Regions from separate parts of the Homo sapiens genome. Here region 1 is linked to region 2. The links are chromatin loops, found by intact Hi-C in ENCODE. Cell type or tissue: PC-9. All regions are shown on one strand. Links, peaks and the distances in the headings refer to the core of each region. The heading gives the core; the rest is flanking DNA. Region 1 overlaps LOC124900690 (a long non-coding RNA gene). Region 2 has its middle 72 kb from the start of LINC02357.

What was found. A loop is a pair of places that touch in the nucleus more often than their neighbours do. Peaks named below come from ENCODE experiments on the same cell type or tissue, not always from the same donor. Only the 100,000 strongest peaks of a DNase experiment are listed, where the experiment ranks them.
Region 1: a loop joins it to region 2, with 3.0 times the contacts of the local background. A loop is called at or near these places in 2 of 110 quality-filtered maps.

Annotation. Positions count from the first base shown.
Region 1 is chr4:26,234,071-26,236,988 of GRCh38, reverse strand. All of the region lies in intron 1 of LOC124900690 (a long non-coding RNA gene), which reads left to right. It also overlaps a transcript of RBPJ not described here. Among named protein-coding and RNA genes, the nearest start is that of RBPJ, 85 kb to the left of the region's middle. In PC-9, for the core only: no CTCF peak of the experiment used is centred there; a DNase peak (open chromatin) is centred at 1,278; H3K27ac peaks cover 1,097 bases.
Region 2 is chr4:26,140,856-26,143,773 of GRCh38, reverse strand. It overlaps a transcript of RBPJ not described here. Among named protein-coding and RNA genes, the nearest start is that of LINC02357, 72 kb to the right of the region's middle. In PC-9, for the core only: no CTCF peak of the experiment used is centred there; no DNase peak of the experiment used is centred there.

The DNA.
Region 1 (2,918 bases), core at 256-2,755, 93 kb before region 2:
TTCTAATGTGGGCTCAAGCATTTCACAAGGGAGTCTGTTGTTAAAATCCAATAAAATCAAACTCAGAGTAGACATCAGAATCAGCACCAGCCTTAGTATAGGCAGGCATTGAGCACTTTAGGGCCATTGTAATAATAGCTACCGGTTAGTCAGTGTTTACAATGTACGGGGCTTAACATGGGTTGTTTCATTTAATCTTCCTGATAATAGAGATACTGTTGCAGAAATCTCCAAAAGGGCCCTTGTGTGGTCCCATCCACATTGAGTTAGGGACTGTCTTGTGTGACTAATACACTATCACATAGGTGATGCTGTGAGATTTCCAAGGTTAGGAATAAAGTCATTGAGCTTCCATCTTGGTCTCTTGAATTGCTTGCTCTGGATGAAGCCAGCTGCCATTTTGCCAAGACACTCAAGCAGTACTGTGGAGAGCCCATGTGGAAAGGAACTAATTTGTCAGCCAATGTGAGTGCCCCACCTTGGAAGTGGTTCCACCAGCCCCAGTCAGGCTTTCAGATGAATGCAGACCCCAGCTAACATCTGACTGCAACTTCATGAGAGACCCTGAATGAAAACTACCCAACCTGAGGCACTCCTGAATTCCTGAACTATAGGGATGACTATTGTTTTAAGCCACTAATTTGTGGAGCGACTTGTTACAAGCAGGAAATAATGACTACAGATACTATTAGTATTCCCCATTTTTCAGATGAGGACATCGAAGCTATAAGAGAGGTTAAATTGCTTATTGAAGGTCACAGGGCCTACTCACTCAAGGTCACAGCCAGAGTTTACGTGGCTGATACAGGATGCCACAAAGGACCTCTTTCCTCAATCCCCAAAATATTGCCCCAGAAGTCTGCAATAGTATCCACAATTCTATTTCTGGGCTCATTTATTCAGTGTGCTGATGTGATAATACAGAAAGTTTTGGAACCTGTCCATATTTTACCTCTCATGAACTTCAGCTCCTTAGAGAGTAAATATCATCTACCTGGTTGTGGATAAAATGATTGAATATATTGAAAGTTCAGGCAGATTCTAGGCACTGGATATTTGGAAGTTCCCTTCCCTTCCAATTCCTTCTTTAGCATTGGGCTTCACTTTGGTGGTGAGGAAAACAGAAGGTTAGCTTAGCCAACAATCTGTCATTCTCACCCTAAAGGGAATTAGCTCATCAGGATCCAGTCCTAACTGGCAGGAGACTGAAGAGGCAGGCTTTTTGCTTGGAGAGCAAAGGACAGGAAAACATAATTTCTGAGTATGGTTTACACTGGGAGCAGGCAAGCCTGGCTGGGTGCCCCAGAGAGCTCTGGAACAGCTAGAGGGCATCATGAGAGCCTGGAGAAGGCAGAAATGGGGCCCAGTAACTGCAATTGGGAGGGAACTTTCTTTCACTGATTTGCCTAAGGCCAGTCATTCCTAAATTGCATCACCAAAGATGATCATGGTATAAAGCATGGTCAAGAATAGCTGCTTTGGCCAGGAGAAGCTAAGAAAAAAAAGTTGTAATTCTGTTAGAAGTGTTTTTGTTTTTGTTTTTAAATGTTAATCCATGTAAAGACATAAGTTCTTGGCCCAGGTATAAATACCTTCAGAGATCCACAAAAAAACAAAGTTACACATCTTATTTAGGTCACATAGCTAAATAGAGGCAGAGTTTGGTCTAGAACTCAAAACCTACGTTGTAATCATTATGTTTGATCAAATCAATTTGTTTTGGCTTGAAAAGCACACACATCCCTTCTTCCAATAAACTTTTTCTCATTAACATTGCCAAAGGTTACTTATTTTGAATTTTTTCAGCACTAATAAGTAGTCTGACATACATATTAGATACTTGATTAAGCAAGGTTTTTTTTTGAACACTTACTATGTGCCAGGTACTCTATCACCTGCTAAGGATTTAGTAATGAGCAAAATGCACAATTCCCCTGTTGTTATGAAGGCTTTATTCAGCAGTGGATAGGGTGGAGTTATAAGATAGTTGAGAAACAGGCCGGGCACAGTGGCTCACACCTGTAATCCCAGCATTTTGGGAGGCCGAGGTGGGCGATCACTTGAGGTCAGGAGTTCGAAACCAGCCTGGCCAACATGGTGAAACCCCGTCTCTACTAAAAATACAAAAATTAGCTGGGCGTGGTGGCATGTGCCTGTAATCCCAGCTACTTAGGAGGCTGAGGCAGGAGAATCGCTTGAACCAGGGAGTAGGAGGTTGCAGTGAGCCTAGATCTCACCACTGCACTCCAGCCTGGGTGACAGAGCGAGACTCTATCTCAAATAAATAAATAAATAAATAAATAAGAAAATAAGATAGTTGAAAAACAAAATTATGTAATTAACTACAAGGTGATAAGGAAAAGTAAACAGGAACGGGGGACAGAGACAGGGTTTGTGGAGTAGACTGGTACAATTTATATAGAGAGTGGCCAGGGAAGTTCTCACTGAAAAGGTAACATTTGAGCAAAGACTTGAACAAGGTAAGAAAATGAGCCTGTGGTTATCTGGGGGAAGAGTATGCCACAAATTTTAGTATTACTACGGAATCATTCTCTGGTTCTTTCAGGCTTATATGTTTATTATTCTCCATCCCCTATTAAATTGTCAGGCGTGTGTATTTCATCTTCTGCTTCCTTTGGGTCTAATAGGACTGCTTTCTGCAGAATGCTATTTGTACCACAGACTTAATAAATGCTTGTTGAATATTTTGGTTAAAGTCATTTTCTCACTATTGCCCTTTTTAGGCAAGAAATGAAGGAAAAAGTACAGTAGTAGTTCAGTACTCTGTCCAATATTCTAAATGACTTAGAATGTACAAACCAACATCTAGCTGTACTATCCAACATTCTGGGTTAACATTCTTTGCCTTCCATAAACATTACATCTAAAAATATTTGCAAAAGTCGTGGCTTCTCCTA
Region 2 (2,918 bases), core at 97-2,596:
CTATTTTTTTGTAGAGACGGGGTTTTGCCATGTTGTCCAGGCTGGCCTTGAACTCCTGGGCTCAAGCCATCCACCTGCCTTGGCCTCCCAAAGTGCTGGAATTACAGGCATAAGCCACCACGTCCAGCCTTAATGTGAAAGCTTAATGGTTATTTATTGCTGTGTAACAAACCACCTCAAACTTAGTGGCTTACAAAAATAACAATCTTTTAGTCACTCATGATTCTGTAATTTCTGTAGGCTCAGCAAAGAAAAACCCATCTCTTTTCCACATGATGCTGGCTGCAGTGGCTCCACTGGAGCTGGAAGAACCACTTCCAAGATGGCTCCACTACAAGTAACACAGGGCCCTGGAAGTCATTCATTGGAGGAACTTTGGCTTTTACGCTTTGCGAGATGAGGGTTTTGAGCACAGGAGTGACGTGATACAACTTACCTGTTAAGAAGATTTCCTTGGCTGCTGTGTTGGGAATAAATTGAAAGAGGGATGAGGTGTATGGCACAGGGGGACTGGTTAGGAAGTGACTGCCATAACTCAGGTGAGAGACAAAGGTGGCTTGGACCACTGAGGGAGCAGAGAGATAATCAGATGGGATTGAATTTGGATTAACATGCATCTATGCTGGCTTCTCCTTATTTAATCATATTATTATGAAATATGAGTTAATTTCAGTGTAAGGTTTGAGGTAGTCATTACATAGTGAAATGCTACGCCTATAATCCCAGCACTTTGGGAGGCCAAGGTAGGTGGATCACCTGAGGTTAAGAGTTTGAGACCAGCCTGGCCAACATGATGAAACCCCATCTCTACTAAATATACAAAAATTAGCCGGGCATGGTGGTGCCTGCCTGTAATCCCAGCTACCTGGGAGGCTGAGGCAGGAGAATCCCTTGAACCTGGAAGGCAGAGGTTGCAGTGAGCTGAGATTGCACTACTGCACTCCAGCTTGGGCAACAGAACGAGACTCTGTCTCTCTCTCTCTCTCACACACACACACACATACACACACACACACTCAAAATAGACAAATGCTTCTTGAATGCCTATTCTTTCTCCTGTGCCTGCACAGTGCAGGAAACTCACTGGATACACAAGAAGTGTCTGTAGGTTGACCCCAACAGTTCACTTAACTTAGGTGACATCTGAGCATCTACAAATGAAGACCTTGGTCATGTCCTCTGATAAGGCATGTGTGATACCTGTGAACACTTTGCAATTTAGATTCCTTCACGATAGAGCCAGCTCTTCCCCATCCAAGAGCCTTCTACTCCCAACTAGAGTGTACCATTTCCTAATGATCCTGTTAAGCCGCCACCTTCCTCTCACCAGCTGCCCAGTGAAGGCCCAACAAATGTGGATTGAGCTCAACTGCATCCCACTGGCCTCCACTCTGGCTGGAATGATGTGGAGTGAGATTCTTTAGATCCAATTCCTGGAGGCCTCTGAGTGGTGGCATATCATCCTGGGCTATGTGTGTCTTTTTTCTTTTCTCTTTTTCTCCCTTCTGGGAGACTCCGTGTTCTGCAGCTGTTACATCAGCCAGCTGCCCAGCTGCCAGATGAACAGAAGATTCAAGTTGGTGACTACTCACATCTGTACTTCTCAAAAGCAAACAGAACAGATGCCCTTAGCAGTGGGGCTCCTGGGCTCAGGGCAGGGGAAATGTACCCTGAAGGGGGAAGTTTCCCTTCTAAGAGCTGACGGAGCCACTTAACCACGGCAAGGAACATCGTGAAACAGAACATTAAACTTTGATGAACTGCAAAGCCTCAGAGGTTTAAGCTGCGAGTCAACAAAGATGTTCTAATCTATATAAACACTCTGCATGCAAATTCCGGCACAGCTTTTTGCCTTATTTGGATGGTGTTTTTGATTGCTTCTTTTGGGGGAAGGGGCTCTGAAGGCAAGAAGAGATTCTGCTAGAAGTAGAGTAGAATGGCAGGAACTGGAGGCTGGGAAGGGAAAGGGGGAGGAGAGGATAAGGAGAGGTTGGTGAATGAACGCAAAATTACAGCTAGACAGGAGAAATGAGCTCTAGTATTCTATAGCTCTGTAGGGTAACTATAGTTAGCAGCAATTTGTTGCACATTTTCAAATAGCCAGAAAAGAAGACTTGAATGTTGCCAACACAAAGAAATGACAAATGCTCGAGGGCATGGAAATGCTAATTATCCTGATCTGATCCTCATACGTTGTATGCATAGATTGAAATGTCACTCTGTATCCCATAAATATGTGCAATTATGTGTCAGTTAAAAAAAATAGATGCTGTGGTTTTCTTATTAACTTGGGGGTAGGAAGTGTTCCTGGGCGTTCCGGGCCTGGCTTGGGTCCTGCCCTGGGGCCTGTGCTGCAGCCTGGCCTTCCTGGGTCCTGCACTTAGAGCTTCTTCCCACCCGCAGGAGTGGGGTAGGAAGTATCTGAGTGCTGGGCTCGTCCCTGGCCTGCCGTTACATTCTTTCTCCTGAAGGCTTTTAGCCCAAGGCCTAGTGCTGGGTTAGAGAGGCCAGAGTTGGAGCAGGAACATCCACGCATGAATAACAACTGCAAGAGCAAATTGATTATTTACTGTGGGCTGGACACACCCTCTGAGGACTTATCCTTTCATTTAATTCTCAGCACAGCCCAGAAAGTAGGTAGGATTATTGGCCTTGTCTTATAGACAAAGGGGCTGAGGCCCAAGATAGTAAAGGGAGTTGCCCTGGGTCACACAAATCCAGGATCTACCCCAGACAGTCTTATTCCAGAGTGTGGATTCTTAACCATCTTAACAACCTGCCTGGCTCTCATTCTTGGAGCAGAAAGAGGAGATGAATTGTTCAGAGATGTTAAGGGAAAAGAAAGCAGAGCTTTTCCTTGCTATGTTAGAATTCTCCTCTGCCATTCTCAAATATTGCAAATATTTTATTTATTTATT